Regions from separate parts of the Homo sapiens genome. Here all the other regions are linked to region 1. A link is a contact called in ENCODE Hi-C or POLR2A ChIA-PET data. All regions are on one chromosome and are shown on one strand. Each heading gives the region's core, a stretch centred on a gene start or an enhancer-like site at or near the end of the contact. The rest is flanking DNA. Distances are from core to core; before and after follow the strand shown. Region 1 holds the start of MTHFD2L (methylenetetrahydrofolate dehydrogenase (NADP+ dependent) 2 like). Region 2 has its middle 43 kb from the start of RASSF6. Region 3 has its middle 170 kb from the start of BTC. Region 4 holds the start of UMLILO (upstream master lncRNA of the inflammatory chemokine locus). Region 5 has its middle 8.4 kb from the start of INKILN. Region 6 holds the start of AREG (amphiregulin).

Region 1 (3,827 bases), core at 835-3,334:
AGTCTTGATTCTGATAACACTGCAGAAAACATAATTTTCCAATGTGAATAATATTTTTTAATATGGTATACTTTGTTTCCCTCTTCCTGTTGTAAAGTTCTGTAGGTTTTGACAAATGCATAGTGTCACGTGTCTAACATTACAGTATCATACAAAATAGTTTCACTGTCCTAAAAACCCTCTGTGCTACACACTATTCAAACCTCCACCCTATCTTCTTAACCTTTGGCAACCACTGATCTTTTAACTGACTCTATAATTTTGCCTTTTATAGAATGCCATATAATAAAAATCATGCAGTATGTAGCCTTTTCAGACTACCTTCCTTCACTTATCAGTATGTATTTAAGATTCATCTACGTCTTTTTATGGCTTGGTAGCTTGCTCCTTTTCACTGATGAATAATATCCCATTGTATGAATATTTCACCGCTTATTTAAGAACATCTTGGTTTCTGGAGAATATGAATAAAGATGCTATAAACATTCATATGGTGGTTTATTGCAGACATATTTTAAAATCAGTTGGGTAAATACATAGGAACATGGTTGCTGGATTGCATGGTTAAATGATATTTAGCTTTGTAAGAATCTGCCAAACTGTCTTCCAAAGTGACTGAATCATTTTTTTATTCACCAACAATGAATGAGAGTTCCTGTTGCCACACATCCTTGCCAGCATTTCGTATTATCAATTTTTTGGACTTCAGCGGTTCTAATGGGAGTGTAGTGGTATCTCACTGTTGTTTTAATTTGTATTTCCTTAATGATAAATGATATTGAATATTTTTCCATTTTTTTTGACCTCTGTATGCCTTTTTTGGTGGGTGTTTTCAGATCTTTTGCTCACTTTTAACTGAGTTGCTTTTCTTTTTTCTTTAATTGTTGAGTTTCAAGAGTTCTTCGTATATTTTGGGTGTAAGTCTTGTAAAAATGTTTTGCGAATATTTTCTCCCAGTATGTGATTTGTTTCTTTATTAACAGTGTCTTTTGCATGGCAGAAGTTTAAATTGTTTTTTTCTTTTATGAATTGTGATTTAAGTGTTTTATCTAAAGTCTCATTGCCAAACCCAAGGTCACCTAGATTTTTTCCTGTATTTTCTTCTAGGCTGCTTATTTGTGTCAAATGGATTTAGATCAGCCAGGAAAGAGTAGGGTATCCCATTCTTATTGATATGATTTTAAAGAGCATATTTTCTGACAGTCTATGATTTTAAAAAACAAGTTTTCTCAGTAAAAGTGCAGCTATGAAAGACGTTGTTCTGACTCAACAGCAGCAGCCTGACCTTGGGAGAAAAGTTGTTTCCTGTTAACTTCCCAGCTGGTTTTATCTGTGACTGTTTTTTGTGTGTCTGTCTTAATTTGCAAAATGAATGGACAGTCTAATGTTTTACTTTTTCAGAGGGAGCAGATATTTTGCTTCCTCACCACACAAGCTCACCACACAATGCAGGGTTCTTAGCCTGCATCGACTTGATCATAACTCAGGAAAAGACAGATATTGGTCAATATTTCCTTCCAAAAGTGGAGATGATAAAGTAGAAGTATAGAAATCCTAAAGTCCAGACCTTCCTTGTTCAGCCAGGTTTTGCTCCTTCTCCACACACCTTTGTTCTTTTCTCCAACTTCCAAGGAATCTCACAAAGGAAGTGGGAAACAATGAACCTATTACTTCTTTCCTGCTTTAAATCCAATTCCACGTAGTCACGGAGACTGTTGGGCAGGATCTCTGGCTTGGTGGAAAGTGGGGCGTGCTGCCTAAAGTGATAGTTTGGAGGCCTTCTCTGTGCCGTCGCTATGGGAATGCCAGCTATATGTTGGCTGGGTGCGGGGCCCAGTCGCCAGGCCACACTGCACGCTTCCACATCCTCAGAGGGCCCGGGACTTGGGTCCTGGCCCCGCCCCCTGCGGACCCGGCACTCTGTCAGTTCCGTCCCCGGTCCTGGGAACCGCTCTTTACCCCACTCTGCGTGTCTGCCGGAACCTGGCTGGGAAGCGCTACTTGCTGCCCTGCCAGCCCGGGTGAGGGCGGAGCCAGGCCTCCAGCCGCGAGGACTGGAGTCGCGGGAGGTGGAGCCCCAGTCCGGAAGCCGGGGATCCGCGGCCATGACGGTGCCGGTCCGCGGCTTCTCGCTGCTCCGCGGCCGCCTTGGCCGAGCGCCGGCGTTGGGCAGAAGCACAGCACCCTCCGTAAGGGCACCGGGAGAGCCCGGGAGTGCGTTCCGGGGCTTTCGGAGCAGCGGTGTGAGGTACGAGGGCTGCGGGCGCCGGGTGCGGAGCCGCTGGCGGTGGGAGGTCGGCGGGGGCGCGGGCGGCGCTCGCGCGCGTGGGGCCCAAGGCTCGTGGGCGGCCGCGCGGCGGCGGGCTGGGTCGAGGACAGCCTTGTCTGTGAGGTGGCCTTGCCGGTCGCGCGGGCGAGTCGCAGTTGCCTCAGCTTGGGGAACGAAAACGTGCTCTGCTCTGGGCTCTCGCACCAGAATGTTCCATCTTTGCAGCAGGTGCACTTGATTTAGGAAGACATTTGAGGCACTAAGAAAAGGTAGTATAAAAACACGTGGTCGGCTTGGTCAAACATTTGTTTTTACTTTGGTTATTTTAGTGTTTCGTAAATAAAGGAGTAGGCGTTGTGCAGATGACTTACTAATGTTTGCGTTTCTGAATTCCTTTGTTAATAGTGTTGTCTAAGTCTTTTCCAACTCTAAAATTATTTATGGTTTCACAAAACCAAATATCAATCCAGATTTCTCAGTCTTTTCATGTATGGCTCTCCCTCCCTAAACCTCTGTCAGGTGATGAGACTTAGATTCATTACATGTCTTGGTTGCTGGCAAGAACCATGCAAATACAACAGGGTACGCACTCTTCTATCTTATGCTTTACCAGTCTTAGTTGCAAAATCCGTCTTAACAAGATGAAAATATATCTTCTTGACCCAGAGCTTGTGAGTCCAGAAGAGCCTCTGTTTTCAGACTTTCAGGGCTTCCAGAAATGCGCTTTCATTGCCATTTTACGTCCAAAATTGTGTCTCACTCGAGTTTTTGTATCCGCCAGTGCCCAGCACAATCCCTAGAAAAGCAATGACTGGTAACGTGGAAACTTAGATACTGTTTATTTAATTTAAATCAGTTAACTCCCTATTGTGTACATTTAGATCTTAGTCTCGAGTGTCTGAATTTAAAAATTACTTCCTATAGGATTTGCTTTGGACATAATTTCTTGTGACTAGGTCTTCCACAAGGATATGTGAGAAAATAACAGTGAATCAGAGTTGTGTAAGCTGTAGTAGGTTGGGTAAGAATGTTCCACTTAGTTTGGAACTACCAGCTAGATCTACTACCTAGGAAAAGCAGATTCTGTAGAATTCTATTTGTTTTAAAGAATTGAGGAAATTATTTGCCGTCACTCTAAATTACTTGTTTGTATCATTATTTTTTGAATTTCAGTTGTTTTAGGGGTGCTTTTCAGGGTGAGGATAACTTGTTTCAAATAGTACAACTTGATTAATTTCCCTGTCAGCTTGCTGTAAACAACTCCATCTCCCCATCTTCTCCATGACCTGCATACATTGAATGGAAGTCATTACAAACAACAGTTACAACCCCAAAATTTGGTTGTAGCCCCTTGCTTTGTACACACACACCAACTCATGTAGAATTCAAAACTTTTAAGTTACACATAATGACCTCTTTATAATTTAAAATAGTTGAGTGCAAAGGTTTTGGAAAGCTATTATCCCTATGCACTGTAAGAGTTACTAATTTCAGCCCGGCTGCTTTCAGTTCCACTTGATGCAGATTATAGTTATAAAAAAAGTAATATATTTTGATA
Region 2 (3,827 bases), core at 455-2,954, 500 kb before region 1:
CAGATTAACTTGGTTAGATTTATTGGAGAGCAAAACAATTCTCCCTCAGGTGACTTCCAAGGGATAATTATGGGATAATGTATTAGGTTGATGCAAAAATAGTTGTGTTTTTTAACAGTAGTTTCAATGGCAAAACCCACAATTATCATAAGCTAGCCTTCCAGGTTAACTTTCCTAACTTGTACAATATTTCCTTTCCTGATTTCCTCAATTTCCATTATACTTTTCTTCAGACAAGTTAATAGTCCAATGAAATTTTTTCAAATGCTCAACAATCTTCCTCATTCCCAAATAAATTTTAATATATATGTATAAGCACATATACATGCATATTCATTATATATTTGTATACTTGTCACTTTAGACAATTTGAGTATAGAACTACTTTCAAGGAGATGACAATCCAGTTTGCCTTTGGCTGGTACACTTCTTGCCATTTGCTTATATAGGCATTTTGACATTTTGAAGTTTCCTCCCATCTTGAGTACAGCTGATCCAACTATCTGGGAGTAAACAGAAAGACCAATGGACACCCACAGGAAACATGCTGAGGTGCACATGGAATGTGGATAGGAAAGAGGTCTGTTATGATAAGAAGGGCTGTGGTGAGCATCATAGCCAATGTGGGGAGCCACATTCTGCAGCTCTTGGTAAGTGAGGTCAGTGGAAAGACTTGAGTCATGAAGTGTATATATCATTCTTTCAATTCCTGAGGAAAGCTTCATGGGGGAAACGATTTTGAATAAAATGAGAAACAATTAGTTTGGTCATGTTTTATTTCACAACAAAATTTCCTGTTTTTAGTTTAAAAGGTACCTATGACTAATAACGTTTTCCCCAAATTTTCAGGATATGAAGCTTGTGTTCCTTGAGTTTGACATAAATTGTGCTTCAGGCACTTACACAAGTTGATGAATAGCAATATAATTGACTCATTGTGAATGCCTTTATTCATATTAACCTATTATGATGAATTTCAAATTATAGAGTCTAGATTAGCAGTAGAGCAATTATCTGAGCAGTGAGCTTGTCTAGAGACTATTCTATATTTTTATCTTCAGGAAGATGTCCACAATGGAGCTCCTATTAAGACCATAGCATGCTGAAAGTAAATTCCTCACTTAGAATTATTTCAAGACAACAAAGCATACAGTATTGGTATCCATGTATCAGATAAGACTTTTCAGTTGCAGAGAACCCAACTCCTTGGGAACTAAGCAATAATGTAGATTTGTTGGTTCATAAAACTGTAAACCAAAGGAAGAGCCAGCATCAGACTTCTTTTGGTCAAGATTTTGGCCTCTGTCTTCATGCTGGCTTCATCCTCAGCCTGGCTGTAACCTCATGGTCACAAAGATGGCTGCCGTAACAGCTAAGGCTGCACACTTCCTTATTCATTTCCCAAGTAGAAAGCATCACTTCTCACAATCACCAAATGATAATTCCAGATCTTTACTCAGATTGAACCAAGGTAAATTGACCATCATTGCAAGGGGTGTAAGAATATGCTGAAGACCTTCCCCTGAGCTGGAAGTGGGTCAGTCCACTAAGAAATCATGGTTACTGCGTAATTACCAGGTGGTCACTACAGTTATTTCCTTAAAGGAAAATAGGGGTCCGTTTGGAGAGGAACAGGGGGAGTAGGTGCTGGTTAGACCTGTCAAGCATCTGCCATTTTAATATCTCTATAGAAAATGATATTACATCCTACCTATAAGTGGCAGTATTGGGCTAAAAACGTGGGCTCTGGACTTAGATCGTGGCCATTGAATTCCTAATTCATCACTTACTAGCAACATGGTTTTGTGAAAGTCACTTAACTTCTCCATTTCTCAGCATTTTTATTTGTAAAACAAAATTAACAGACTCTTGTAGAGTTTCTATGAAGATTCAATGGAAAAATGCATATAAAGCACTTAGTATAGAGCTCCTCACTTTGTAAGTACTTGGAGCAACATTTGCATGTGAACTAGCCACTTGATGGTCTCTCTAAGGCATCACTTTTATCTGCTTGGGCATCTGTGTGGTGCCCAGTGTGATTTGGGGGCTTCTCTTTCCATCCTCAGGTCATTTTTATCAGCTACTGGATTCATTTTAAGCAGACTTTTGACCCAGAGACTGGAGGGTGGTCTGATACTATAAAAGCAGTGTGTTCTGGTACATCGTGGTATAAATGTTCAAAAGGAAGCCCCACCAGGGGTTCCCAATAGGGAGTTTCCTTTGCAACGTGAATATCATTCTTAAGTGGTTTGAGAACAGGGTACAGCAGCATCTTACTGGGCATCAGTTTGTGTGCTCCTGTCAGGAAAATTACCATCCAAGCCCACTAAACCCACACAGAACCATAATGTTTTAATTATTCCTTTATTACTTCCTTCAGGTAATTGGAAGGCTAAATATACTTACATGGCAATACTCTATTTTATTTTATTTTAATTGAACTTCACTCTATAAAAGACTTGGAGTTAAGGTGGGGAAAACAGGAAGAAAGGAGGAGGAATAACTAGTTAGTTATTTGTTTTTAAAACTCACCATGTGAGGGCTAAAATCAAAGCTTGGATTACATTTGGGAAAATCTACATAAACTTTGTAATGTGTAAAGTAGGCAAATTAAGAGAGATTGCATCAAGTAACTCTGCCTTGCAAAATAATTCATCTTGTGTATTTACTAAAATGACAAACTTGGTGGTTTTGAAATGTGATTTGTGTTTTTAAGGGAAGCAGTTAGGGCAGAGTAAAGAACTTCAGCTTTGGAGACAAGAAGACCTGTACTCAAGTCCTGACAGCACTGTTTATCAGATGTGTCACCTTGGAAATCCCTTGACATCTCTGAGCCTCAGTTTCCAAATCTGTGAAAGAGAGATAATAACACTATCTTTGTAGAGCTTATGGGATGATTAGAAATAATGGGCATGGTTGTCTAGTACAGTGTATGGGAAATATTAAGAGTGCAAAATAATTCTTATTTATAAAAATTTATTGTACATGTACATTTTGTAAGGAAAGATCTGTTATATAATGCAAACCACTCAGATTTCCATGACCTGTTGTCGAGTGTCCTACACCCGATCATAAAAAATTCTCCTCTTACAGGGTCTCATGGCTTCAAGTCTAAAACAGAAATTTACATACATCCTAGTGCCACTGAGGAGAGCAAATAAACAGAAACTGCCATTATCAGTCCACTAAATCTGTAGTTCTCAATCTTGGCTGCACATTGTAATCACTTAAGAAAGCTTAAAAATCCTCAGTGCCCCAACTATACTCCTGAAAAATTAAATCAGAAGTTCTGGGATTGGACCCAAGTATCAGTGCTTATTTAAAGTTCTGCAGAAAATTCAAAGTGATGCCAAGGTGGAGAACCATTGTTTTAAACCATTGCTTCTCACGCTGTAATGTGTGCTGGAATCACCTTGGGGTCTTGTGGACTTGCACATTCTGGTCCTGGGAGGTCTGAAGTGGGGCCTGAGATCCTGCATTCCCAACATTAGGCAATGCTGATGCTGCCAGTTCCTGGACAGCAGCCTTGAGTGGGGCTCTGTTTGGGGTTCTCACTCATCCTATTATGCTTATTTCTTCCTTTCTGTGCCTCCTCTGCACCCTCCAACTCCTCTCCCACACAACCATCCAGTTTTGGGGAAAAGCCTTTCATAAGAGATACTTCTCTTCCCAGGAATTACTTTTTCTGCTGAGACAGGCCCCAGTAATTTTTATTCATGAGAGTAGAATGTTATTCCTTTCCCCTGGAGTGTTTCAAATTGCTCTACTTTTCTTAAAGTGATTTTGATTTATGAGAAATGTATGCTTCTGTTTTCAGTACAAAATGA
Region 3 (3,827 bases), core at 479-2,978, 470 kb after region 1:
TTAAATAATGCAAAAATAGGAGCAACTGAAAACCATAGCTAGCTTAAAACAATCCTAAAATTATAACAAGGTTAGAGAATCTTCTCTGAAAATTCGGGCAATCCCAACAATCTAAGTGTGCGTTAAAAGTTCTTGCTAAGCATTGCTTGACAGTGGGATTTCTTAGCAGAATATTAAATTAGGACCCTCAAATTTTAGAAGGGTAATATTTTAATTTGTGAATATCAAATTTTTAAATTATTAATAATGCACTTGGAAGATTACTCACAGCTAGGTAATATTTATTTGAATATAAATATAAGCATATATTGAATTCCCAAACTTTTTCCACTCCTAAAAAACTGAGAAACAGACTTTCTGAACTGCTCTTGGGCTTCAGACTATGCTGAGATGAAAACACAGCTGTAGTTCAGGGGCTTCGTCACAGATAATATGCATTTTGGTGTCACCTACTGGCATGATGTGACATGACATGACAGAAGTTTATGAGCCAAAGCATTTAAAATAGTAATGGTGCATTGTTCTGTGTCAAACACTGCGTCAGGCACAAAAGGTACAGTAGTAAGCAAAATAAACTACTACTTCCACTATCAGGGGAGGCAAATATTAATAAAATAATCACAAAAGTAGAGGCAAGATGGAACGGTCCTAATCTTGGGGATCAGAGAGTGCTGAGGCTGAAGGCAGGGTCTAAGTTCTCTAGGCAAACAGAGGAAATAGGGAGATGAAGGGGAGAAGACTGCGTAGGGGACTGGACAGGAGGGAGCCTGGCATGTTTGAAGAAGTGAGGGAAGCCATGGTGGCTGGAACCCAGAAAACTGAAGGGAAAGGAGGGTAGGAGTGGTGAAACATGAAGCTGAAGAGATAATAATAGTAGTTGTAGTAATAAGATGCTCTTTCATGGATAATTCTCTATCATGGCTTCACAGAGAGCTCCAACCTGTTAATGTTCAATTTAATTGTATTGAACAGCTACAAAGGACCACATTCTATAGCTGCAATGTTCTCATCTTCAAGGTCATTGGAAAATGTTGTTATCAAAATTAAGGGTGTAGCTCAATAAACTGACAAACTCAAGATTCAAAATTGTTTTTAACAACCAGGAGTTGGGGGTTAAAACAAACAAGTTGAAAGTTAAAAAAAAATAAAGTCCTTCATGTAAGGTGAAAACAAAAATATGCAAAATATGGTAGCAACCTGGCTTATAAAAAAGATATGGAAATTTTAGTTGGCCTCAGGTTCAATATATGTTAAAAGTGTGAAAAGACACGGAATATTAACTTATGATTTTTTTAAGTACCTTTTCTGGATCAAGGGAGGTAAGAGTCAAGAGGAGTCTTTGCAGTTCTCTGTGCTACATTTTAAGGATTTTGACCAACTAGAAAAAAATGACCTGTGTAATGAAGAGTTTAAATGCATGCCAAATGAGAGTCTTAGCTTGAGGGTAAAGGGCCTATGGAAGACTTGATAAGTTTTTCAAATACTGGAAAACTTGTGATGTGAAAAGAGTGAATTCCTCCAGTGTAAAGAACAGAACAAAGGCAAGTGGAGAGACACTACCAAGGGTGGAACTTACAATGAAAGCTTCTGGAAAACAATAAGCTTATACAAATATATACTGTTTTAATAATGGTGAGGCACCAGTGGTTGTTATTTCTGAGGCCAGCATCCTATGCAGTGTAAAAGCCCAAAGATGAATGGAGAAACACGGCTCCTATTTTCTGTTCTACCTGACGGCACAAGGTGCCAATGATGCATTACTCATCAATGACCCCTGGCTTCAAAACGAAATAGACAATAACGCAGAAAAAACAGAAGACAACCTAATTGTATAAACTGAAGACAGTAGAAGATAAGCACTCAAAGACAGAGAATAGAATGACAAAGGAAAAAAGAAATGTTTTCTTTTATTTTCTCATTTTACTCTCTCCTCTGCTTTTTTAACCTACATTCTTGTTTTTATTTTTCAACTATCATCTTCTGCTTCTTAAAGAATGGTGACAGTCTTGCTTAGTGAGTTCCAGGACTCGTGGGATTTTAAAGAGATAACTTGAGAACCACAATAACCACAAAGTTTATGTAGCAATAAACATCCTAACATACTGCACAAAGTGAGAACAAAATGAAGTCAAAGTACAGTTTAAATATACTGATGGAAAATTAATTTACAATGAGTCACTAAAGGGAACTGGGGACACATCCTGTCAAGATGACCTCATTGAATCCACACTTCTCTCTCCTATACAAAGGCCCTTGGTTCTTTCCTAACCACAACAAAATTATAGTATAATATTTTAAAATAGGTGAATGCCTGGTGGGCCAGACCTAATTTTGAGCTTCCAGTATTTCCTCTTCTCTTCTTTTCTTAGAAACTACCTTAGAAAAAAGTATTTCTAAGCAAGCAAAGCCTGCATTTGTCAGTGTGAGCTAAAGTTACCTGTTCTGTTGAACGAAAGGATTGTAGCCTAGGTTTGCTAATTTAGACACAGTTGAATATAATGAGCAGATAAAGACGAGGAGCTGCAATTGGTGGTAAGAAGGAACAGGATTGTTGTGTCATAGGCATAAATGTATCTTAGCTATTTTTAAAATATAGAAATAATTATTGGTTCCTGAGAAGAAGCCGATGGTTAGTTGGTCAGTGGATTACTTCCTGTTGAACATTAGATGATATACCAAATGCTGGGTTAAGTCCAAAACAGTTTTACCTCAGATCAGTCTGACGGCTTTGAGGAAAGGAGGAGGCAGTCACATCTTATGATTTTTGCGAGGAAATATCATTTCTGATATTACCTTGAGTTTGGAAGATGAAAGAAGACTATGTGAAATATTAAGCTTTCCAAATTATAGATTCTTTGGCCATGTGAAAAAACAAGCATCATTCTTCATGGCCTCACCCTGTATTAGCTGTGACTTGCATAAAATGGCTAAGCTTCTCTACACAGTCCTGATGACTTGTTGAGGTTGTTCTCCAAAGAGAAAATAAAGTGACTGTTTCACAGGCAGAAGATCTGGTCCAATGCAATTTAACTTGTAGAGTATGGAGGAGCATACATTCTAACAATTATAAAATGACTTGTAATAGCATTATTGTGTAATGTACTTTCACATTTGTGGTGATGTTCCCCATCACTTACTTGTGATTTCTACACCTGTTAACATGTGTTGAAACATCTTCTCAGTACACATTTTACTTTTTTCTATAGACTGTAAAGGAGGCAAAAATTAAATGCTTCCTTAAGCTTGGAAACAATATTGTTCTCCAAGAGCAAATGTAGAATCAAGACGTCATAAGGCAGAAAAGTACATAAATATCCTAAAGAAACAAATGGTTCCCAGGTTGTCAAAAGCTGATTGTAACTTGACAGGATACATTAACATAGCAACAACAAAAAAAGAACATGACTATCAGAGGGAGGAAATCATTGTATCAGTCAAGGATCAGTACTGGAAATTGAAACTGCTACCAAAACTCTTTCATTCAAGGACATGCCACTAGAGCTGTGATGAAGGAGTCAAAAAGCTGCCACTACTGCAAATAGATTTCAAAGCAGGAGACTGGATGCTGGAACTCTGTTACTAGCAGAAAACAGCACAGAAAAAAGCATCAGAAAACAAAAATGGCCTTAGCCTCCTATGTCTCCCAAATGTTGCACAAATGAACACACTGGAAGAATCTACTTCACCTCCAGACCCCTAGTTATACAGAATGGGAACTAATTCTTACCTTTCCAAACTCTGTAGGGCAGAAATGCCCACTAGAAGGAGGTAAGAATAGATGCTCAGAGCTAGTCCACCCTATCTGTGAAGGTCATCAAGTGCCCTCC
Region 4 (3,827 bases), core at 806-3,305, 450 kb before region 1:
TCAGCTGCTTTATTAGTGGTGTTCCACTTGGCACTTATAGGGAAGCCGGGCAGTCCCGGTTCTTAGGATAAACACACTTTATAGTGGATTTTCTTTATCCAGCCCAGCAGGCTGGCTCTTTCCTTGGGAATAATATTGGGCATGTGATTGTTCCATCTTCAGATCCTGTATCAACCCGCACATGCTCTTCCAGCTTGCAGCTTTCAAAACCAAAGACATGGCTCCCAAACTAGCTACTTTCCAAATCTATTTTAATGAAGGTGCTTCAGGGAGCTGATGATACCAATCCACAAAACAATTTCACAGGGAGAACTGGGCCCATTGTCTCAGCTCTGTGTCTTAGTAGCTTTGCAAAAGATCATTTCCCAGAGCCTGAGTTTCCAATGACATAAATGCAAACAATTTGTAAAATCTAACTCATTACACTGATGTGGATGATTATAATATGCATATTGATGTCTAGATTGCTGACTTTTGAGAGTATAATAAAGCAAATGTTACAAAGAAGGTGAAAATGCAAATATATATTAAGAATCTGCTTTAAGCTAGGCATGTGCTGGCTTTATATATGGTTCTATTTATTTGATTTTTAATACAATTTTATAAGAAGAGAGTATTAGTTATATTTGATAGGTAAAATAATGAGGACTCAGTTATTCAGAGTCACACAGGCAGCAAACAGAGGGATTGGGATTCTACTTATAAACGATTTGACTTTATACCAGTGCTCTTTCAACTGGACTAGGTGGCTGCTGCCACACAATAAATCACACCATCAGAGAATCTTCTAGGTAACTGTTTCACTAAAATGCAATTTCTCTGAACAAAGAACGACAATTTTTGGCCAGGAGAGACATTCTGAGACTATACAAAAGTATACAAGGATCACTTACCTTCTTAAAAAATATTGTTCTGCCTGTGATCCTTTTAGAAAATAGAAAACAACAATAGAAAACTCCAGTGGAGATTTAAGAATTTAGTTCAGAACATTACATTCCTTTAGATTATAGTTTAGCAAAAATTGGTGGATTATTCATTTATGAAAAAGATTAAATCTCTGACAACGTACATAATAAAAACTACCATACATATTGATATTTAATTTAATAAATATCAATACATATTAATATTTAATTGATTTATTGAAAAGAATAGAGAGATTGGGCAAGGTTGCTAAGGGTCAGGTTCACTCTGACAAAGGTCTGGTCTCTCTGATTTCCACCATTGCTTAACTTATTCCAAAATATGTAGCCTCATTTTAAGGTAAATAACTATGAGACGAGAGACAAGTGTGAAAACATTGTGTTTTCTTTCCAGGACGCTGAATTGAACTGATGTCATTGTAAAAAGGGAAATGAGTTCTCTGGCTAGGTTTGGGGAACAAACCTCAGACTATCAAGAGTTCTTGAATTTTGTGACCAGTGTCCTGAGCAATTGGCTTCATCTAGGCCTCAGATCACAAAACAGAGTTGTATAAAATGGAAAGTGCAATGCTTTTTTAGTAAAATAACTTTTCTCTTCCTTCCTTTCTTGCTTTTTTCCTTCCTTCCTTCCTCCCTCCCTCCCTCTCTTCCTTCCTTCCTTCCTTCTTTCCTTCCCCCACTTTTTTTTTGGCAGGGGGATAGAATGTAAGACTATATATATCAGATAATTCTCTGGGCTACATTTTAAAATTTTCATCTGATAATTTACTTTTGTTTCTGTGTGGTAGGAGTGAGAGCTCTCAATTATTTAGCACTAATTGTGTGCCAGGTTCCATCTGAAGGCTTGACAAGAGTCACCTTAATTCTTTGCCATATTTTGAGGTAGATACTACTGGCACCATTTTTTAGACTGAGAAAGGAGATGTAGAAAGGATAAGATGTTGTCCAAATCCACATTGACAGTAAGTTTTGGACATGAGTCTTTAATCTAGCAATATCCGACTTTAGAGTGTGTTCTTAAGCACTACTCTATAAGTTTTAAGCAGCTCCTTTATGATGTCATTGAACCGGGTTTTCCAGTCACATTATACATGTGGAGATTAAGACCCATAATAACAATGACAACACTTTCATAACAGTTCATCTGTGTTAACATACAAATTCTCGCAGCAACACTCCAGGTAAGTGCTCTTTTTATCTCAGTTTTATGGATTAGTAACTGAATGCAGAGAGGTTAAGCAACTTGTCCAAGATCACATAGGAGTAGGTAGTAGAATTGGGATTTAAAGCCACACTCTTAACCACAATTCTACTCTGTCCCTCTGAGTTATAAATTTAATTAGTATGACATAAATATATGTGCAGCTCTTTTAAAGATTTACTGTGCATATTTTTAAAATTGTTACAACATAAGCATTCTAGGCTTTTATTAGTCCTCCAACTTTAACATTTATGCTTTCATTTTTATCTTGTAAAGTCTTAATTTATAATAAAAAATGGATGTGTACTGTCCCATATGTCTTCTTTATTTATTTATTTATTTATTTATTTGAGATGGATTCTCCCTCTGTTGCCCTGGCTGGAGTGCAGTGGTGCCATCTTGGCTCACTACAACCTCTGCCTCCTGGGTTCAATCGATTCTCCCACCTCAGCCTCCCAAGTAGCTAGGATTACAGGCTCCCACCACCAGGCCCAGCTAATTTTTTTGTATTTTTGGTAGAGACAGGCTTTCACCATATTGGCCAGGTTGGTCTTGAACTCCTGACCTCATGTGATCCGCCTGCCTTGGCCTCCCAAAGTCCTGGGATTACAGGTGTGAGCCACTGCACTGGCCCCGTATAAAGAGGAAGATTTTCCAAACACTGATGAAACCTCTAACAACATACTCTGCAGTTCATAGATCGTTCCTACCTAGAATTTAATTCGTATATGCATACTGTTTCTTCAAAGCATTAAGAATGTGCAAACAAGACTTCTTGGAAAAATGAGGCATATGGCATGCACAGTCATGAGCTTCATGGCAGGAGGGCAAGGGGAACACTAAGTCACTTGGGGCCATGAGAAAGGAACTCTGGTCCTGTCCTGTCCTTTCCCAGAGCAGGGATCCTAACACTTCTAAGAGAAGGGCCATTGGTAGCCTCTAGTTCTCAGAACTGTTTGTCCGCTAATGAAAATTAACACACTTGATTTTGGACAGGTTAATGTGAGATATCTATTATTTCCCCAGTGAGATATCATGTTGGCAGTTGGATATATTCAAGTCTTGAGTCAGTTGATACCGACTAGATAGATAGATACATAAATACATACATACATAGAAAATATTAACAGCAAAATGATGCTGATGGCTCAGGATGTGTGTTGAGACAGACAGAACTGGGTTTTGTCATTCAAGCCGTTATTCACACCCAGTGTCACCTAGGCCAAGGTTTGAGCTGCAATTACTTCAACTGTGAAATGAGGTTTCCTTCAACAGATATATATTGAATGCCTAGAATGTTCCAAGCACTGTTCTAGGTACTGCATAGAGCAGTGAAAAAAAAAAAAAACCTGACAAAATCTTCGCCCTTCTTAAGTTTATATTCTAGTGTGTGTGTAGGAAGGAGGGGAACATGGAAAGTCAGGTACTAAATTGGTGAAAAGGGAAAATATATAGTATGTCAGATGCTTACAAGTATTAAAGAATAAAATAATGCAGAGAAGGTGAAAGGAAGTATTTGCTGCAGGAAGAGATGAGGAGCTGAAGATGGTGAGAGTTAGAATTGTAAATAGGACAGTCAAAAAAACCTTCACAGAGAAGCAAAAATTCTAAGGCAGGAGAGGGAGGGAGTCAGGTAGCTATCTGAGAGAAGACTGTTTCAGCAGATGGAAACAGTCTTCAACAGAGGAAAGAGCTATTGCAAA
Region 5 (3,827 bases), core at 939-3,438, 430 kb before region 1:
GGAGGAAGGAAGGAAAGAAGGAAAGAAGGGAGGGAGGAAGGAAGGAAGGAAAGAAGGAAGAAAGGAAGGAAGGAAGGGTTATATTTGAGAGCTGAATGGGATAATGTATGGGAAGTCAGAATGGTTCCATAAATAGACGGAAATTACAATTCCTGCAGGAGCCTTTTAAACTTAACCTGTCTTAAAAATTTCCTACAAATCCAGCCTGACAGGCTGTGACAGGGAGCTGAGGTATTTAGCGGGTAGCAGGAGGGGCACTGGACATGCGAGGAGCCAGAGCTGGGGCAATCGGTAGGGAGGGACTACCCACCGGTCCAGCCACTCCTTTCACAAGAAGGGGATGTGTACACAAGGAAGAAGGTCTTGTGAGTCTGACTTCTTGGAGGCTGTTGGGCGAAAGCTGTGCCGGTGACTGGCTTCCCTGACCCTGCCCTCCTCCAGTCTGGGCCTCACTGACTCTGAGCATTCAGCGTTCTAGCTATGAAAATGAGTTGATAATTTGCATAGGTTGGAACACAGTTGTGCTAAAGACGTACTCTTTGGTTACCTTGGTAGTTACTTTTTTTTTTTTCTGGTCCCATTTCCCTGCCATAGGAAATAATACACAGCTCTAAAAAACAATACACAAAATAATGTAAGAAATCTATGGGGTAATAGGGTATGTTTGATCTAGTGGGGAGGGAAGTAGCTTCACTAGGTGATTATGGGAAGGTTTAGGATCATGTTATTCATGAAGAGGAAACAAGCAGCGAGAATTCCAGGAAATCATCATAATAAAACAAAGAGTTCCAGGAAATCATCATAATAAAATAATGGCTACTATCATTTATTACTATACTAAGCATTTTACAAATATTGTTATTAATGCTCACGACAACTCATTTCCATTGTTTTTTTTCATTAAAGTCAGCATTTACACATGAGAGAAACTGGGGCCTCAGACACTAAGTGATTGTAAGTGTCAGAGCCTCAATTTGAACAAAGACTTTTATTCGGTACTAAGAGTTCTGGAGGCAGATGATGATGACGGTTGCGCAATAATGTGAAGACTTAATATTACTGAACTATATATTCAAAAATGAATGAGATTATAAATTTTATGCTGCACGTATTTCACTACAATTAAAAAAGAAAGTCTATACCTTGTATACTACATTGCTACATATTCCAAAGATATTTTGATGTTACTATTATGATAGACCCCACATTAAGGAATTGCCTGCTTTCCCTTAAATGGAAAGAAAACAGGGTCCTAATACCCTCCCTAAAGTGGCTCAAGGAACCTCAGCATAGGTTTCCTTTCTGTCTCCTTTTTTCCCCTCTCCATCTTTTTAAAAATTATTCTCCTTCTGTCCCTTCTCACATCCTTCTTTCACCTTTCCTCACCCTGAACAGATGGATAGACTGCCTTCCTTCCCAACACACACACACACACACACACACACACACACACACACACACACACACACACAGAGTCCACAGCCACAAGTGTCTCTGACCAGCCAGTGTTGCTGAGGCTGCACCTCAGTCTTCGTGGTGTTCACAAACTAAGGGGATTCTGATCAAGTCCTCTTGATCCTAACACTGTAAATGGAAGAAGAAACAGGTTTGTTTTAACCTGGGAGGTGTAATTTCTTTCTTTCTTTCTTTTTTTTTTTTTTGTCTTTTTCTTTTCTTTGAGATGGAGTCTTACTCTGATATCCGGGCTAGAGTGCAGTGGTGCAATCTTGGCTCAATGCAGCCTCTGGCTCCTGGGTTCAAGTGATTCTCTTGCCTCAGCCTCCTGAGTAGCTGGGATTCCAGGTGCCTGCCACCACACTCAGATAATTGTTGTATTTTTAGTAGAGACGGGATTTTGCCAAGTTGGCCAAGCTGGTCTCGAACTCATGACCTTAGGCGATCCACCCATCTCGGCCTCCGAAAGTGCTGGGATTATAGGTGTGAGCTACTGGGCCCTGCTGGGAGGCCTAATTTCAGAGACGTGGAAGTTCCAATGAAGATGAAACTGGGAGGAGGTGGATGCAGAAAATGACAAGCTCCAGTGTTTAAATCCAACAACAGCACACACATACACATACACAGAGGAAATGAGCAAGTGAACTGGTACCATTCCACAGAAATGAGAAAAGCTGAGAAATAGAGGACAACGTGCTTGCCTAAGATTCTGGCTGCATTTACTGAAACTCTCCCAGCCCTGCCTTTCAGCAGTTCTTCTGTGGATGGGAGTGTGACAGTGCTGCCTTCTGACCACAAGGTGGGGCTTATACTGGGATACACTGACTATCAGAAGGATTTCTTGTTTGAGCCTTTTCCTTTTAGAAATCTTTCTATATTGCCAACTAGATATGATTAAGGGCTTACTATACGTTACCTTACCAAGCTCCAAGATTCCAAAAACATCCAAGTTGGAATTTGTGCAGAGCTTAAGACCTGTACTTGGACACTTACTTACCACAGAAAAGAGAAAAATATGTCATTTTTCCTGAATTTCTTTTTCCCTCACTGTGGTATATTTATTAAGGTAGGTGGTGGCTTGTTGTGTTGTAAGTTTCTACTACAGAGCCCTTGTGAAGGTCAAGGTGGGCCTGAGTCATCGCCTTTCTTTTCTTATTCTTCTTTTTAAATAATATCAATATTTTAAAGAGAAAGAAGAGAAATGTCACAACAAAATTATAAAACTTTTACAAATACATTAACTGCCTATATTTAATAAATTAACATGTTTAGATTGCACAAATATATTGCAATGTATTTGTGGTATTAAAAGTATAAGCACTTCGTAGTATACTCAGATTCTATGTTCAGGACAGGATAAGATTTTAAAGTTAAGTATTATGTGTCTTCTGTTTTCAATCTTATCAAAATATCTCTGGCTGGCAGCTTGACCTTATTTGTTAATAACACTGAAGATCAGCTTTAAGGGTTTTTGTGAATGCAAAGCCCTGGACAAATATACTCCTCCCACCCCGCCCATTTGATGAACTGTTTACAAACCACAGATGTCATTGAATAGATTTAATGGAGGTGAGGTCACTGGGCATGTTTCACCCTTTTAAGCACAAAATTCAGACCCGTCAGAAACTTTTCCTGATGCTCTTGCAACCTTATTTACTAAGCTTAAAAGAGTTTTGTTAAACTAGTTTTCAAGACTTGGGCCACTGGGACATGAACACTAAGTGGGCTGCCAGAGCTCTACCCAGGCTGGACTTCATTCTGCAGAGGGAAGAGAGCTCAAGCTTTGGGGCCAGAGACCTGGGTGCTGATTTAAATTCAGGTTTGGGTCCAGCTGCTTGCTTGCTATGTGTGTACAATTTTAACTCCCTGAGCCTGTTTTCTTAAACATAAAAATGGAGATAATAGCGCCAAGCACATAAATTTGTGATGAGAATTAAATGAATTAACTTTTATAAAGAACCCAGTACAGGAGCTGGAAGACAATAAATATTACCCTGCCCCCCACCCCTCTATCTGCCTCCGTGCCTCCTCATTATTTCCACCACCAGCCATAGCCACTGGGTCACACAACTATGGGCCTAATTGCCTAATTGAGGATATCCACTGAGGATGTGGTCAGAAGAGCTCTATCAAGCAAGAGTTGCCCCACATTCAAATAATTCTGCAACTTTAGTTTAGTTGCTCCATCCTTCCAATTGCTCACACCTGAAGTCTTCATCGTCTGTGACTTTTGTCTTTTTCTCATGTCTTATACCTAATCCTTCAGGGTTTTGTGCTGTCTCTACCTTAAATTATCCAGAATTTGACCACTAGTCACCACGCTTGTCTAATGTAAGCAATTATCATCTCTCTCCTGGATTTCCATCATGCCC
Region 6 (3,827 bases), core at 623-3,122, 290 kb after region 1:
TCACTTTGGAATGGGCATGACACTTTTCTAGCCTTATTTCCCATACTTGGTCATACCCTCACATCAGGTCTTTATTCCATGTAAAAGATTTGCTGGGAAGGCCTTTGAGGGGCCTCTTCATCTTTCCACAGAGCTTTCCATTAAACAGAGGCAAAATTAAACCATGTCCTTTTTTTCCATGGCACTCTGAACCCTTCTCATCATGTGATCTATTAGAATTACTTATCTATGTATCTGGCCCACACCACTGAGCTCCTGGTGAACCTATACTGCTCCCCTTCATAAAATATAAAGCAGGTGGCTCACACAAAATACACTCTCAACAAATGTGGAATAGAAGGCATGATTCATGATTATTTCATTCTACTAAATGCATGATATTATTTGGACTACGCACTGTGATATACCATTAAAAATAAGTGATTTTTAAAAAAAAATTTCCAGAATTAGGACAGATGCACTGTGACTCACGTTATTATTATTATTATTATTATTATTATTATTATTATTATTATTTTGAGTCGGAGTCTTGCTCTATCACCCATGATGGAGTACAGTGGCATGACCTTGGCTCACTGCAACGTCTGCCTCCCGGGTTCAAGGGAGTCTCCTGCCTCAGCCCACCCGAGTAGCTGGGACTACAGGCGCGCGCCATCACGCCCAGCTAATTTCCTTTGTATTTTTAGTAAAGATGGGGTTTTGCCATCTTGGCCAGGCTGCTCTCGAACTCCTGACCTCAGGTGATCCACCCGCCTCGGCTTCCCAAAGTGCTGGGATTACAGGCATGAGCCACTGCGCCTGGCCTGACCTACATTCTTAAAAGGGCTGTGTTACTGAAACAATCAGGAAAGAATCATATCTCCAGGTGAAGGAAAATGAACAATGCTTTTTCTCTTCCTCAAGTCAAGAAAAATCCAGTTCTTTAGTTGACAGTACATCCAAGTTAGTCAAATTAAGTAGCTTCCTGTCTCCGCTTCATTTTATCTACTTGTCATGATTAAATATCCTACTAGGTTGTAAGTGGGCCCTCAACGCTGACCTTTTTATCTTGGGATTTGAGAGGCACAGTCTAGAGCACTACTCTTCACCTAAATGCCAGTATGCCACCAGTAGAAATTATCCTTTAGGCTAAATATTGTTCTTCCCAGAAACCCTCTTTTCAAGGATCAGTTTAAACCTAAATTCATCAGAGAGGAAAACAGCAGATTTCAGAGTCAGATGAAGAATTCATATCCACCTGGCTTTGAACATTATCGGCTGTGAGATGGTGTAGGTAAAATTTTAAGTGCATAATTTGGCAATAATAAATCATCAATAAATATTAATGTTGATGAGGCCCCTGGGCCACATAAAGAAATAGGGAGTGAGGGGATTTGAAATTCTGGCCACTTCACAGAAATGGGTGGGAAGGGGCTCTTGATTGAGATAGAAGCCCATCCTACATGAAGCAATTCCTCATTGAGTTCTCTCGTCCTTTATCCTTGTTGGAAACATCAGGCAAAGTCACTCTTGGTCTTAAAGTACTTTTACATCTAAATACGGAACTCTTCTATTTAATCCCTGTCTGTTGTAGATGTTAAGTATACAAAGAGGTTGTCAGAGTTTGAAACATCTGGACTTCTGTCAGGTACTAGCTCCGGAACTCCAGTCCTGCTCGCCCTCAAAAACGGCTTGCAGCTAGAGGTTTAAGTTCCACTTCCTCTCAGCGAATCCTTACGCACGAGGGAGGCGGGGCGTGTGTCCTCCGCGCGTGGTTTTCGGGTAGCACCTTCTGGGGCGCCGCCTGCCTCCACCCACGGCCGGGCCTTGACGTCATGGGCTGCGGCCCCCTCCCGGCTGAGCCTATAAAGCGGCAGGTGCGCGCCGCCCTACAGACGTTCGCACACCTGGGTGCCAGCGCCCCAGAGGTCCCGGGACAGCCCGAGGCGCCGCGCCCGCCGCCCCGAGCTCCCCAAGCCTTCGAGAGCGGCGCACACTCCCGGTCTCCACTCGCTCTTCCAACACCCGCTCGTTTTGGCGGCAGCTCGTGTCCCAGAGACCGAGTTGCCCCAGAGACCGAGACGCCGCCGCTGCGAAGGACCAATGAGAGCCCCGCTGCTACCGCCGGCGCCGGTGGTGCTGTCGCTCTTGATACTCGGCTCAGGTGAGGATTCACCGGCGCTGAACTGCTGGGCTCTCCTCCCATGGCAGGTTTTGCCTCTTGAGTTTGGCTCTTGCTTCTCTAAAAATCGCCCTTTAGTTCCCCCGACCCTGCGCCGCAGGAGGTGATCACTGTAGCTCCCTCCCTAGGAGGAAAAGAGAAGGGCAGATGTCTCAAACGTCCAGGACAAGGTGTCCCAGAGAATCGCTGTACTTTTTCTTTAGTTCAGCTGAGAAGACGGGAGAGATCATTTGAACCTAACCCTTCGTTTCACAGATTAAAAGATTAAAAAGACCAAGATCTAGAGAGGTGAAGTGATTTCCGCAGATATTGGACCCAGCAGTGTTTGCTGCCTCCTGCCTAATTCTCCATCTCTGTCTAGTGATTTCTTCTTTACCTTCCTAGAGGGACTTAGAGTATCCCGGCGAGAGGTTAAAAGCACCACTCTGATGCTGTTTTATTGAGACCTAAGAAAAAGCAAGATAAAGCAGTGGCTTAACTCTGGGCCCCAAATCTTACTTAGTACTCAGTTTATTGTCTATGTAGTAATAATAATAATGATAATGAAAAATGACAATAATAATCGATATAATTAACCACTGTTTATATTATTTTAAAAGATTATCTTTTAAAAATATCTTTTAAAAATATGAACACATCTTTTAAAAATATGAACACATCTTTTAAAAATATCTTTTAAAAATATGAACACATCTGAAGAAAATCTGATATTTGTATCTAAAACCTACCGAAATAGGCCAGGATGGCATTCTAGCAAAAAAAGAAATGCATTTGGAATGTGAAGTGATGGGAATTTTTAGACATTACCCATCAAGTAATTGTATTAGATTAATTTGCCAATTTGGCGGGATTTTTTTGATGTGGAAATTAATGTGGATTATCTGTGGAAAAGAAAAACTTCAGAAAAGCACTTCTGTAATTGGGACAGCTGAATTTGCTTGCTGGCAAAAATGTAAAGTTTCTTTCATAGAAATGACTCAATCACAAACAATAGCACATGTGCAATAACTGCTTTGATGTCAAAAGATAAACTTTTCTACCTAACACAGCTGACTCGAAAGGCACCCTACTTTACCTTTTCTTTTCTTCCTTTATTCCCTCCCCTGCAGGCCATTATGCTGCTGGATTGGACCTCAATGACACCTACTCTGGGAAGCGTGAACCATTTTCTGGGGACCACAGTGCTGATGGATTTGAGGTTACCTCAAGAAGTGAGATGTCTTCAGGGAGTGAGATTTCCCCTGTGAGTGAAATGCCTTCTAGTAGTGAACCGTCCTCGGGAGCCGACTATGACTACTCAGAAGAGTATGATAACGAACCACAAATACCTGGCTATATTGTCGATGATTCAGTCAGAGGTGAGTAGGGGATAAAGCAAAAATATGGCCTGTGAGATGTGGGTTTATATGAGCAAAGCTGCTTCAGAAGTAAAGCTGCTCCCCAGATTTTCTAGTGGCTTTATTGTATATCTGTTGGATAGCCCCTAGGTAAACTGTGACAAAAAGAACCATAATGTGGGCACATCCTATATGGCCAGAGTGATCATAAATGGTGTATGTCTCATTTTTAAACCTAATCTTCACAATGACTTTAAGTAGGAATTGTTATCCTCATTTTACAGATGTGATAACTGAAGCCGAAAAAGGTTTTGCTCTAGGTTCTACAG

What was found. Hi-C counts contacts between places; a loop is a spot of excess contacts on that map. ChIA-PET counts read pairs that join two places held with the same protein, here RNA polymerase II (POLR2A). Pooled maps may share reads with other maps.
Region 2: a map of endothelial cell of umbilical vein shows a loop between it and region 1 (8-fold over the local background). The contact joins the enhancer-like site here to the promoter of MTHFD2L in region 1. A Hi-C loop is called at or near these places in 1 of 168 maps with a recorded cell type or tissue (endothelial cell of umbilical vein) and 5 of 50 pooled maps. POLR2A ChIA-PET finds 5 or more read pairs at or near these places in 2 of 52 experiments (BJ and H1).
Region 3: a loop to region 1 is called in a map of naive thymus-derived CD4-positive, alpha-beta T cell, with 2.7 times the contacts of the local background. The contact joins the enhancer-like site here to the promoter of MTHFD2L in region 1. A Hi-C loop is called at or near these places in 1 of 168 maps with a recorded cell type or tissue (naive thymus-derived CD4-positive, alpha-beta T cell) and 6 of 50 pooled maps. POLR2A ChIA-PET finds 5 or more read pairs at or near these places in 1 of 52 experiments (activated CD4-positive, alpha-beta T cell).
Region 4: a loop to region 1 is called in a map of ascending aorta, with 2.1 times the contacts of the local background. The contact joins the promoter of UMLILO here to the promoter of MTHFD2L in region 1. A Hi-C loop is called at or near these places in 1 of 168 maps with a recorded cell type or tissue (ascending aorta), 2 of 37 single-sample maps with no recorded cell type and 7 of 50 pooled maps. POLR2A ChIA-PET finds 5 or more read pairs at or near these places in 3 of 52 experiments (GM10248, MCF 10A and activated CD8-positive, alpha-beta memory T cell).
Region 5: a loop to region 1 is called in a pooled map, with 2.6 times the contacts of the local background. The contact joins the enhancer-like site here to the promoter of MTHFD2L in region 1. A Hi-C loop is called at or near these places in 4 of 37 single-sample maps with no recorded cell type and 6 of 50 pooled maps. POLR2A ChIA-PET finds 5 or more read pairs at or near these places in 2 of 52 experiments (GM10248 and activated CD4-positive, alpha-beta T cell).
Region 6: a map of CD8-positive, alpha-beta T cell shows a loop between it and region 1 (6-fold over the local background). The contact joins the promoter of AREG here to the promoter of MTHFD2L in region 1. A Hi-C loop is called at or near these places in 5 of 168 maps with a recorded cell type or tissue (CD4-positive, alpha-beta T cell, CD4-positive, alpha-beta memory T cell, CD8-positive, alpha-beta T cell and 2 more), 2 of 37 single-sample maps with no recorded cell type and 11 of 50 pooled maps.

What each region holds. Positions count from the first base shown.
Region 1 is chr4:74,156,034-74,159,860 of GRCh38, forward strand. MTHFD2L (methylenetetrahydrofolate dehydrogenase (NADP+ dependent) 2 like) reads left to right here and starts at 2,085. Exons shown (of 8, transcript NM_001144978.3): 1 at 2,085-2,248. The coding sequence starts at 2,106. RefSeq lists enhancers at 1,224-1,982, 1,983-2,739.
Region 2 is chr4:73,661,152-73,664,978 of GRCh38, forward strand. No RefSeq gene overlaps it. Among named protein-coding and RNA genes, the nearest start is that of RASSF6, 43 kb to the left of the region's middle. RefSeq lists a silencer at 476-681. Within about 2 kb of position 1,705, at least 4 of the 41 ENCODE cell types and tissues checked have a DNase peak (open chromatin) inside an H3K27ac peak, as active enhancers do; they include endothelial cell of umbilical vein, where a contact is called at or near this core.
Region 3 is chr4:74,622,788-74,626,614 of GRCh38, forward strand. No RefSeq gene overlaps it. Among named protein-coding and RNA genes, the nearest start is that of BTC, 170 kb to the right of the region's middle. RefSeq lists a silencer at 328-622. Within about 2 kb of position 1,729, at least 6 of the 41 ENCODE cell types and tissues checked have a DNase peak (open chromatin) inside an H3K27ac peak, as active enhancers do.
Region 4 is chr4:73,708,292-73,712,118 of GRCh38, forward strand. UMLILO (upstream master lncRNA of the inflammatory chemokine locus) reads left to right here and starts at 2,056. Exons shown (of 3, transcript NR_186371.1): 1 at 2,056-2,104. The region is part of intron 1 of INKILN (inflammatory MKL1 (MRTFA) interacting lncRNA); the gene reads right to left.
Region 5 is chr4:73,727,508-73,731,334 of GRCh38, forward strand. No RefSeq gene overlaps it. Among named protein-coding and RNA genes, the nearest start is that of INKILN, 8.4 kb to the left of the region's middle. Within about 2 kb of position 2,189, at least 3 of the 41 ENCODE cell types and tissues checked have a DNase peak (open chromatin) inside an H3K27ac peak, as active enhancers do.
Region 6 is chr4:74,443,264-74,447,090 of GRCh38, forward strand. It overlaps AREG (amphiregulin), which reads left to right and starts at 1,873. Exons shown (of 6, transcript NM_001657.4): 1 at 1,873-2,143; 2 at 3,271-3,519. The coding sequence starts at 2,083. RefSeq lists a silencer at 3,140-3,340.